Linked DNA regions of Mus musculus: region 2 is linked to region 1. A link is a contact called in ENCODE POLR2A ChIA-PET data. All regions are on one chromosome and are shown on one strand. Each heading gives the region's core, a stretch centred on a gene start or an enhancer-like site at or near the end of the contact. The rest is flanking DNA. Distances are from core to core; before and after follow the strand shown. Region 1 holds the start of Kdelr1 (KDEL (Lys-Asp-Glu-Leu) endoplasmic reticulum protein retention receptor 1). Region 2 holds the start of Rpl18 (ribosomal protein L18).

Region 1 (5,635 bases), core at 1,596-4,095:
CCATGGGCCTAGGCTGACTTTAGCCTGCACAGTGCTTTTACTCACACATTTTGAGCTTTGCACAGTGGGAGTATCATAGTCAATGAAGTTTATCCAAGGTGCAATTATTGCTAATTGAAAACTTTTCTCCTGGTCTGGTCTACAGAGCAGACAGGGCTACAGAGAAATCTCATCTCAAAAACAAACAAAAAAGAAAAAAAAAAATTTTTTTTCCCAAATACCCCACCATGACAATCTCCATGGTGACTTAATAAGAGGGAAAGAAAAAGAAATGTATCTTGAATATGTAGCTAAAACATTAAAGCTAGATCTTGTCCGAGGACTCCCAAACTTCAGCTTCTGCTGAAAACCGCAGCCTGTCTGACCACGCAGGGGCGGCTCCCTGTAAGATGGGAGTGGGCTGCAAAGGGGAGGGGCTCCAGCTAATGACTCCCACCAGCCCATGAGGCAAGAGTTGAACACATACAGACCCAACCAAAACACCAAAGGGTTAAAAATCACAACACCCACCAGCTGGAGGTGGAAGTACCATAGAGACTAGCCAGGTCCTCAGCAAATGCTAACCAGTCCTTTCCCATCTCAAACCAGACCACTTCAAACACATTAACCTCCCATCACAGCTGAGAGGGCTGGAGCGCTCAGTGGTGCACAGGGCCTAGGCTCCATCCTGCACCTTACAGAAGGATGCTAAGAGGCAGGGACTGACTTCCTCTTGTCCTTTTGGTTGTGTGTCCTTTTAGCCATCTATCCATCCCCTCATTTCCCCATTTTACAAAAAGCCCAGGTGTACACTGGTCCATAGTCCCACCACTGTCCAGCTGAAGAAGCAAGCTTCCAGTCCCTGTACCTCAGCTCCAGAGTCTCTGCATATAACCACCAGGCAACCCTGAACCCAGTGACCCTCTCATGACCATTTTACAATGGGGAAACTGAGGCAAAGAGGCTGAAGTCATTATAGTAGAAATTGGGGCTCCCAACCAGGGGAGATAACAGACAGCTATAATCCAAGCAGTGAAGCAAGAGGACTGTAAGTTCTAGGCCAGCCCCTATCTTAGAAAACCAATAATTGACAGTGCCTCCAGAAGAAAGCACCGGCCTCGCATGCATAAGACCCTAGACTCTATCTCCAACACTTCCTGAGAGGAAAAAAAAAACAAACTAAAAATAGGATGTGTAACTGGGATTTAAACTCACGTGGCCCCACCGCAGAGCTCTGCTTGCCATTCCTAGCCCTCATCAGCCCAGCTCTTGCTGGACTAGGTGCCCTTGGACATTCAGACGACTTAAGGGGTGCCACTCTAGACGCCAGGTACATTAACTGCTCAGAGCAGCAAATGGGATGCTGGGTTGTGATTATGTTCACAGTGTCTGCCACCGACGAACTTAGGCCTTAGCAAGCTGTGTAGAGGAAGACACCTGACAGGGCCTCCTGTCAGATACTCTGCCTCTACCCAACCACCACACAGGCCCAGCAGAAACCTACCTCCAGAGGGGTGAAGTCATGGTTGACCAGGAAAGCCAAAATAGCAGTAGGAACGACGAGGAACTCCACCCGGAAAGTGTCGTGGTTGCCATCATAAGTAGCTTTGAACTTGCTGTAGATCATCCACACCGTGGTAAAGGAACAAGCTATGTAGACCACCTGATAAGAGGGTAACAGGGCATCTCAGCTCACAGGTAGGGCCTCAGGTCACGGTGAGGGAGAGAGAAATCATGTTCCCCAGCCACCTCCCTCAGACCATATGTCTAGGCCCAAGCCTCTTTGGTGACTCCTCCCTGATCCCTGGCCTGGAACCCTGCCACAGGGGGCTGACTGCAACTCTACCTTCATGCAGGTGTTGTAGAGTGAAATGTAGTTGGTGAACAGGTCCAGATATCGGGCAGTGAACACCACAGCAAACAGGACTTGGCTCTTCCCTGAAATGCCTGGTTGAGACAGAGAACGAAGGGCAGGGTGGAGGGAGCTGGAGGTGGGCTACTTGGGGCAATAATAAACTAACATGCAGCGCCTGGGCCAGCCGGCTGGAGCTCTAGACCACAGCGATTCCCCAAGGCCTTTAAGCCTGAGCTCGGCCCTTTTTCCACCATCCACAGGCAGGGGGCAGCCGGCTCCAAAAATACTAGAGACCGAGGCTCTATCCCAGGCTAGGCCTCGCCGGTCCTTCTGTCTCCCTCAGGTCCTCCTGACAGTCTAGACCTACACTGGGACCTAGGGAGAGCCCTGCCTGACTTCAGCCTCCCAGTCGGTCACCTTCCTCCCGCTCCCTTCCTGGCCTTCCACAGTCCACGTCACCAACTCCCAGCCACCTCCCCGCCTGCCATGGCTCCTGGTTCCCAGCCCCGGAACACCCAGAGCTGTCCCAAAGGGTGCTGCAGAAGGTTGAACTGAACGCCCGAAGCCACCCCCACCAAACTATGTGTACCCCTTAGTCTAGGGAAAGGAGCTGACCCCCTGGTGACCCTAGAACTAGAAAAGTGATCCCCAGCAGGCAGTCCGGGAGGACTCTGACCTGCCGAGCTCCAGCCTTCCCGGTGCCCCAGAGCGGCCCGCTCCCGCCCCCTCTCCGCGGGGGGGCCTCTCACCCGCACACGATCGGGACTTCCAGATTTTGAGCAGTAACAAGATGATAGCTAGGAGGTGGGAGAGGTCTCCCAGGAATCGGAAGAGGTTCATGACTGGGGGACTCGGGCAGGGCTGAGCTGGGTGGGGGGGGAGGCTGGCCGGCCGGGCTGCCCCGGAGCTGCGGTGCTGCTGGGTTGAGGGCGGGAGAGAAGCCCTTCGGTAGCTCAGCTCCGGGGAAGGGGCTCTGGAAGGTGAGCCGAGGCCGGAGCTGGTGGTAAAGCTGGCTGGGAGAAAAGGGAGGAGGGCCGAGGTGGGAAGGGAGGAGTCTGAGCTGTAGCGCCACCCCAAGGGCGGGTTGACTGTCTGGCGCCCTCTGGCGCCTGCAACCTGCTTTGCAGAGTCGTATCGAATAAGCCTACTAACTGATGGAAGGGTCTTTAGGGTCCCACATTCCCAGGTGCCTTCTCTTTAGTAAGGAACTGTAGAGAGTTCGTCTAACCTCTGCCCTTAAACAGGAATCCTGAAGTTTGAGTTCTGAATCTAAAGATCCTAGTGCTGTGTTGGGTGATGGTGTAGCCTGTAATCTTAGTACTGGGAGGATGAAGCAGAGGGACCCCCCAGTTCCAGGCCTAGGGCTCCACAGTGACAGTCTATTCCTGCACAAATTATTAATACTAATAGTAACAACAACAAGAATCCTGGAGATTAAGAGGGTAGACTTCTAGCTTTGTCTGTGATCTCTAGTCCCAATTCAGTTAGAAAACCCAGGCCCCACTGCCACACACTCGGGGATCCTGACTGAGCCTACCGCCTCTACAATCCTATCCCCAACAATTACTTTATTGCTCAACATTCTGACCTGGGAATCTACACCCATAACTCCATCCTCCTTCTAAGACCCAAAATGCCAGGTCCTGGCTCTTTCAGAAACTGTCATGACCCGAGTCTTCCCAGGTCTTAGGGCACGAGAAGCAGGGCTCCAATCGACTGCTACAGGCCTAGGTCCCAGCGCCTCTACACATTCATATTCTCCCTCTCTCTTCCCCTCCTCCACCTCTCTTTCTCCACCTCCAACTTCCATTCTCAGGGACCCGGGAATCCTGAAGCACACTCCTCCCAATGTTAGATACTAAGGACTGTCCTACCAGAGGCAAGATGGACAGGTGACTTTATGGGACCTCAGAACCTCAAAAGTAGGGTTATAGTTTAGGATTACTGTGTCTGTGACAAAGGAAGCAGTTTTCCTCCAGGGAATTGTGTACTCAGAGCTGTGAGAGACTAGTCCCTCACTCATCAAGTGGTCCCTCAGTGAGGAACTTGCTCAAGACCTGGCCCCCAGGTATGATCGAGAAGGACTAAGGGAGAATCTGTGGTCTTCGAAAGGAGGGCTGTTATCTAAATTCCTGCTTCTGAGAGAACAGGGCCAGGCATTGGACCCCAAATCTGAAATAGAAGATCCACAACTTGGAATCCAGGGATTCTGGACCCCTGGTTTGGAGGGAGGATGGCTGGGATCTAACCCCTAGGTCACAGAAAATGGTGCCAGAGTCTGGCCACCTAGGCCTGAAAGAAGAGGGTCGAGTATGGACATCTAGGTCTGAGGGAGGAGGGGACTGGGAGCCTAGCCCCATAGGTTTAAGGGGAGGGCTACAGTCTGAGGTAGGAGAACTGGGATCCAGCCCCATCCGTCTAGAGGGAAAGAACTAGGGTCTAGTCCCTTGGGTATGAGGGAGGTGGGCTGGCATCTGGACAACTGGGTCCAAGGGATAAGGGACTTGGAGTCTAGATTCCTGGCTCCAAGAGAGACAGCATGCATCCTGTCTTTGCAGCCATAAAATTCACAGGCTGGGTCTTAGTATGGCGGGTGCTGAAGTGCAGAAGAGGGAAGGGGCAAGTGACAGTGACCCCAGCCCTCTCTCTAGGTCTCAAACTGTCTGTACCAGGTGGTGTCCTTGTCCATCTACCTCTGCTTCCTCCCATTTCGTCGCAGCCCCTCGGTCCCATGAGGAAATCAGAGACTTTGAAATGGGGTAAGGGCTGGCCCCCTCCCTCAGACCTAATGGGAAGAGGGGTCCCTAGGGAAGCGTGAGGGGGGCAGCTGTGGGTCTCCTGGCAGGGAGGGACGGGGACTGAATGTTAATCGCATCCTGAGTGAGTGTGCGGGAACAGCGAGTGTGCGAGTCCCTCCCGCTCTGGCTCCTGCAAGCCGTGGCCGCTGCCGCCAGCCACCCTCCGCCTGCGCCCACAGCCTCCTCGGCCAGCAGCGCCCTGTTGAGGGGTACCAGCCTGGGTGGGTCCGCCTGGCCCCCAGGGGTCTCTCGTGCTACAGCCATCTGCTAGGTGAGGATGTATGCCTTGGTGTCAGGCTGGCTGGTGGGGGGTGTGTGTCTGTAAGGGCTGCAGCGGCGGTAGCTGAGGGAGGAGGGGTCTGTCTGTCTGGACCGACCCTGAGCCTCCTGCCTGCACCTCACGGGCCCCCGATCTGTTCCCTGAGCCCCCAAACCTGGATGGATGGTGTGCACCTGGGTTCTGTGCCTCCTGCCTGCGTCCAGCCGAGTGTCTGTGTGTCCCCGGATGCCTGTGTCCTCCTGTCTGTCCAAACAGCCACTGAGAGCAGCGACAACACGCCCATGTTGGGGCCCTGCGCAAGCGTGTGTGTGTGTGTGTGTGTGTGTGTGTGTGTGTGTGTGTGTCCGGGGGTGTTGAGGGGGAATCCCAGGGAAGTGAGGTTGTGTGTATGAGCATCTGCATCTGTGTTCCTGCCTGTGCTTGAGAGTGGGGGCACGGGGGGGGGGGTCTGGAGGTGGCCAAGCAAGGAATGGGCAAGCAGTTCCCCTGATAGGCAGCCTCACGCTCCTTATAAAACATACACACGAGCCACTGGCTTCAGAGGTGACCCAGACAGACAGACAGAGACAAGGGAGGGGGTGCTGAGAGCACAAAGGGGGTGCCAATAAGCTAGGGAGAGGTAATGGGACATGCCAGCCAGGGGAGGAGCCCGGACTGAAGCCAGTAGGGGGGGCACCCCAGGTGGGTGGAGGGGGATCCCCATGGGGTCAGGCCGCAAGAGGA
Region 2 (5,635 bases), core at 892-3,391, 150 kb after region 1:
GTCTCCCCAGTGGATGGCAAGCATCCTCAATGCTTTCAGGGCAAACAGACTCCAAAGCATCATTCTGCAGTGGTGAGGGGACACAACGAAGAGCAGCTTTGATTACAGCTCCCATGGCAGGGTGCCACTGGCACATAGCAAAGCCCCCTAATTGACTGGAGACATGTCCCTTTGGCCCATGCTGGTCACTTACCTTCAGCTTGGGAACTTCCAGAATCCGCACATCATCTGTGACCGTCCCCACAACCACGGCAGTCTTGTTCTCGCGGCCAGGAAGCTTCATCTTTCGGATCTGATGGGGGCAAGCATGTTAAGTCTTTCTGTGCCAAGCTGTCACCGGGAAGACCAAACAGCCAAGACCTCCACTGGCTGAGGCCGACCTCCCCCCAGTGACAGGGCCCCAAGAGCTTGCCAGCTATGACTGATTGTTGAAATCTTTCTTTCCAACCCCAGAAGTGACCCAGGTCAGAGAAATCCCCAGGTAGAAAAAGACCAAAGCACAGAGGCCCGCATCCTCTGCTGGCCTTACCCCACCGCCCCCAAACATGTGAAGCGCCCTCTGGCTGACTACTAACCATGCGGGACAGGGACAGAGGTGGCCGGTTGGTTCGGCTCATGAACAACCTCTTCAGCACAACCTGATTGAAGGTGGAGTTGGTCCGTCTGGCCAGAAACCTGTACAGCTGCAAGGGAAAGGAAAAGATTGAGCATGGGACTGCCTGCGCCACCCCCAAGCCAGGACCCTTCCACAGCTCTCCCATCCCGCTCAACTCCTGGTGATGTGGGGGGTTGGGGCACTGTGTCCAGGCTCCCCCCTCTCCCCACCCCACTCACTTTGGGAGCTGTAAGATGGCGTAGCACCCCGGGCTTACCTTGACAAGCAGCCGCAGGTAGATGTCCTGGCTCTTGGGCTCCTTGCGCCGAACCTTTCGGTCCTTGTTGTGGCGAATGTCAACACCCTGAGGGAGGTGAACCACCATAGAGCCAATTGTCAGAACCACTGCCCTATATCTTTGATGATATCTATACCTGTTCGTACCTGTAACTTTTAGGCTACTTAGTCGACAATTCAAACCTCAAAGGATTCAAACTAGAGGAAGAAGACATGTCCCACCCCTGACAAGTTCACTTAACACACACAAGTGATGTTTTTGTCTCGGCTTGGGACCATTCCTCCCAGAGTCCAGAAACTCATTGAAACACTGTCTCGGTGTAAAAACTGAGCTGCACAAGACAAGCGGCTGCTGGCTCAGAGTCCCTTAGAGCTCAGCTCTTGCTTAGCATGTGAAGGCCCTGGTTCTGGGCCCAGTATGGATGAGAGTTCAGATCCCTGTAAAGATGTTAGCTTTTATTTATGTTCTCAAAACTAGCTCCCAATCTGAAAAACAGTCAAAAAGAAGCCAACAGTACATTCTAGACGTGGAGACGTGTTTGTGACAAAGCCTTACACTACGTCCTTCAAATCAACCCTAGAAAGACCAAGTGCTCGGGTTAATTTTATCCCCCACTCGTTTTCCAAGCTGTTAGCATCCTGAAGTAGTTACTGATACTAACAGCGGTTTCATTGCACCTTCAAGGCTCTTCATAAACGTCTTCCCAACATACAAGGCAGGGACAGGATTACTACACACCAAACACACTAGGAGCAGTGTTCCGGGAAGGACTGACGTACGCTTGTCCCCAAACCCGGCAACGTGTAGTGGCTCCGCTCATCGTAGCACTCAACTTCCCAATGGCAAGTTAAGAAACAGGGACACTGGGAGCAGCGGTCCCGCTTGGAAACGCAGCACTCGAAAGATTGGTGCGAGGGAGCGGCCGTGGGCTCGAGGCCGGACTGGACTCACTGGGAGCTGCAATCAGCCTGGCTCATGGAGCCAAACTTTGTAAGGAAGACGACGAGCCTCGGGAGGCTCCCGGGACCGGCCACCGGCTCCGGCAAGTTCTGATCGAAGGCCCTAGCCTGTCCCGCAGTTCCCCTTGGCACCGCCTGCACCCCTCCGTCGCGCTACGAGCGGGACTTGCTGAGGATGGCAGCGGATGGGCCACTCGGGGAGACCGCTCAGCGAGCTTACCATGATGGCGCCTCCTGCTCGGCCAGGTCCGGAAAGACGGAACCGCGCCGGAGTGGGCGGGGAAAGAGCGGCCTGCGAGACGCACTCGTGACGCAATGCGGGACACTCTATCCGGAACTGGCGTCTCTGTGGTGCACGGGTGACGTCACATGAGCGCGACGCGGAGCTCTACCACAATTTGGGTTTCTCGATGGTATGTGGGAGGACCGAGTAAACCGAGGCTTCCAGAACCAAAGAGAAGTCAGCCTGAGGAAAGGGCTGGGACCCGGAGCCTCTCTGGCCTTTCCCCGTCCCTGCTCTAACACTCTCCAGGGGTAAAGGGACCGGAGAATCAGAGACATGATCGGAGCTTGCTGGACGAGTCGCGTGGTGACTCTCTGGCCGCACGCCGACCGCTTCTCGGTGGCTCGCGGAGGACCCGGTGGGCTGTGTGTCGGAGGTGAGGCTTATCCCGCCCTGAAGAAAAAGCTCATCTCACACTTCCTTAAATTCTCGGCTGCCTTTTCCTTATGCTCAACTTACTAAACAGAACTGAAGTTCAGGAAATCCTACTAGATCTCTCACCCGAGACTTTCTTGCTGCTATTCAACCCATAATACCTTATTATTATTATTATTTAATATTTTGTGTTGAGCTTTTCCCCCTGCCCTTAAAGATGACCTCTTCTCGGATCTCTCCTTTGTTTTCGTCCTTAGGGACAGCCCTTTTTTTTTTCCCCCTTCCTAAACCAGACTGGTTGAACTGGCCCAACATTTTCGATGTACATATTGATGTGCAGAGAAGGCACGCAGAACTCCCGGTTTGGAAAGCGGGTAGATAACAAGCTCCAGAGAGACTGAAATAGAGACCATGACGGTGGTTGGAGGTGTGGAGGCCCGAGGGTGAGAAGGAAAAATGGTGAGGGAACCCCGGGCAGAAGGAGAGACAAAGATACAAAACTGAACAGTTGGCACCTCACCATTTAGTAAGCTAGTTCTAGTGCCAGCTCTGTCCCCCACTCACCCCCCCCCCCGCCCCTTAAGTCAAGGTTTCACAAAGTTGCCCCAGCTGGCTTTGACTCACTCTTCCTGCTTCAGCCTCCGAAGTAGCTGGGATCACCGTCTTTCAACACTTGGCCTGGCTCTGCCATTTAAAGTTGTGATCTTGGGTAAGTGATTTTCTGTTTTGCTTTTTTTTCCTTGTTTGGAAAAAGAGAGTGATGAAAAAGACTCCCTTTTAGGGTGTCTTCCCTGAAAGTGTCTTCACTCTTTTGGTATGGAGTACCTGAACTTGGGTAGTACAAGACAGGCCAGCTGGATGAGAGAAGCAGGCTCTGGGATACTGAGCCTGCAATGTGCCCTCCTCTTCAGAACCCCAACCTGGCCCTGCACAGGGAGTTAGCAAGACTCTTTACGAAAACCGCCTATACATACATGGCCTCCAGTTTGGGGCTCAAGCCCTGCTGTGACAGCAGAGGCCTGGGTGCCCACTGGACACCTAAATCCAAGGGGCAATGGAACCAGGTAAGGCTCTAGCTACAGAATAGGTTCTCAACCTGTGGGTCTGGGCCCTTTCACAGGGTCGTATATCAGCTATCCTGTATACCACATATTTACAGTTTGTAACAGTAGCAAAATTACAGTTATAGCAATGAAATGTTTGGGGATCACCACAACATAAGGAACTATATTAAAGGGTCCCAGCATCGTGAATGTTGAGAAGCACTGGTCTGAAGTCTGTGGTTGTCATACCAGGGGTGATAATGTCTGTCAGGGCCCTTCTGCCGCTGGCCCCAGACTTCCCCTGGGGGCAGGGTGAGCAGTCCTTTTCTCTCAGCTGGGCTTCTGAGGGCTCCGCAGGGCGAGGTCACTCAGTTTGGGTGAGTTAGCGTTTCCCCTTTCCTGTTCCCGTTTCAGCCTCTTTGGTCAGGGTTTTCGCGGCGCTCTGGCTGTATCCCGGGTTCTGCATCTCCCTGAGCTCCACCTCTTGGCATGTTATCTGGGGCGAATGCTGCTGTGGATGCGATGCAAGGGGTATTTGGCAATAAGCAGACTCCCTCCTCCTCTTATTTTTTGCCTAAGAAGTTTTGTCCCTGCCTTAACAGAGTGTAGGTTAGTGTGAGCACGCTTTGTCCAGCGTGTGAGAGGTACATTTAGACCAGCGTGTGAGAGGTACATTTAGACACCAGTGTTTGTGCGCACACACCCATACACCCGATTGTGTCTCCTGCCGCCCTTTCCTTGCCTGTCTCTGTCCACCTCTTTTTTTCCTGGCCCTCAGTTCCTTCCCAGCTCTGGGTTTCCAATGCTTTCCCTTACCTATGCTGCTTTCTGGGGCTGTCTTGTCACATGGTGGTTTCCTGGGATGTTAATCTCATTCTTCCTCCAGGAAGGCTGTCGTCCAAATCAGTTTGTAAGTCCATGAGCCTCCCGAGCCTGGTTCATTCCAGAATGGTCTCCACCTGTGTCGATCATTTTCTGGGGTTTGTTTGACACAAGGTGTCACGCGACTGGCTCTAAGAGCAGAGGCAGCTCTAGCACTTCCTGATGCTTGTGCCTCAGCCTCCCTAGTTTTTAAGATTACAGGACACCATCACACTCATCTCAGTTTCTATCTCTGTTACCAACGTTGGAGAGTTGGTTGAGGAACTCCTCCACACCCCTTTTTATTGACTCTGTTGGGAAGGGCTTGTTTTGACCTCAACAAAGATGGCGGGATAAGCTTTGCATTCGACCACGTCCTTTCATCTGCTGCCAGTGTGCCCTCACTTATAATGGGAGCTGCCTAGCTCGGCTGGAGCCCCGCCCGATTTCCGTCGACCGCCGCCTAGCCCCGGCGCGTAGTTATGAAGGCGGATGCCTCCGCCCCCCTGTCCTCTCATTGGTGCGGCTCGGATTCGGGGCAGCCATTGGCTGGACGGACGCACACCCTTCCCCCACCCCTAGCTGGGGGCGGTAGTGCAGACTCCGGAGGGGCTGCCGGACGACGCAGCGTGCACGCAGGTTGCGGGGTTTGGGGGTGACCCCAGAGGGGCGGACACTCAGGCCTGGTGCGAAGTACTGGGAGAAATCTGGGAACGGCAACCAGGTCTGGCCCCGGGATAGAGACTCAGATCTGGTCCTGCGTTGCGGCCCTGGAGTGGTTGTACCGGCTGGGGAGACCGGGGACAATCGGTGGTGGGCCGGGAGCCTGTGGGTGGAGCCAAGATCTGGGGTCCTGGGAGACGGAGACCCAGCCTAGAATGGAGCATTCATAAGCTCTGTGCTAGTGTCTGATTTGAGGGCCTCAGACCGGTCCCTACAGGTTTTAAGGGTGGGGCTGATACATGGGCATTAAAGGAGTGGCCCAGAGCAGCGGGCAGAGGTAGATCCTGAGGGAGAATATTCATGGGGGCGTGTCCCAGGCTGCTGCAAGACTGAGAAAGGTGACAAACTAGTCAGGCAACTGGGTTGAACTGCCCAAAGGTGAGCAGTTAGAAGGTTGGAACCTTCTGACGAGCCGGACCAAGAAGGGGCTCAGTCCTGGCTCACCCTCTTCCTGGAGGAAACTCGGCCAGACACCCAGGTTAGTGCTTCCAGTCAGAC

The links. ChIA-PET counts read pairs that join two places held with the same protein, here RNA polymerase II (POLR2A).
Region 2: POLR2A ChIA-PET joins it to region 1 with 22 read pairs in Patski. The contact joins the promoter of Rpl18 here to the promoter of Kdelr1 in region 1. POLR2A ChIA-PET finds 5 or more read pairs at or near these places in 4 of 5 experiments (Patski and embryonic stem cell).

The regions. Positions count from the first base shown.
Region 1 is chr7:45,870,050-45,875,684 of GRCm38, reverse strand. Kdelr1 (KDEL (Lys-Asp-Glu-Leu) endoplasmic reticulum protein retention receptor 1) reads right to left here and starts at 2,845. Exons shown (of 5, transcript NM_133950.2): 1 at 2,584-2,845; 2 at 1,826-1,926; 3 at 1,484-1,642. The coding sequence starts at 2,674. It also overlaps a transcript of Grin2d not described here.
Region 2 is chr7:45,714,577-45,720,211 of GRCm38, reverse strand. It overlaps Rpl18 (ribosomal protein L18), which reads right to left and starts at 2,141. Exons shown (of 6, transcript NM_009077.2): 1 at 2,073-2,141; 2 at 873-959; 3 at 576-683; 4 at 194-292. The coding sequence starts at 2,075. Sphk2 (sphingosine kinase 2) reads left to right here and starts at 2,210. Exons shown (of 7, transcript NM_203280.3): 1 at 2,210-2,511; 2 at 3,149-3,219.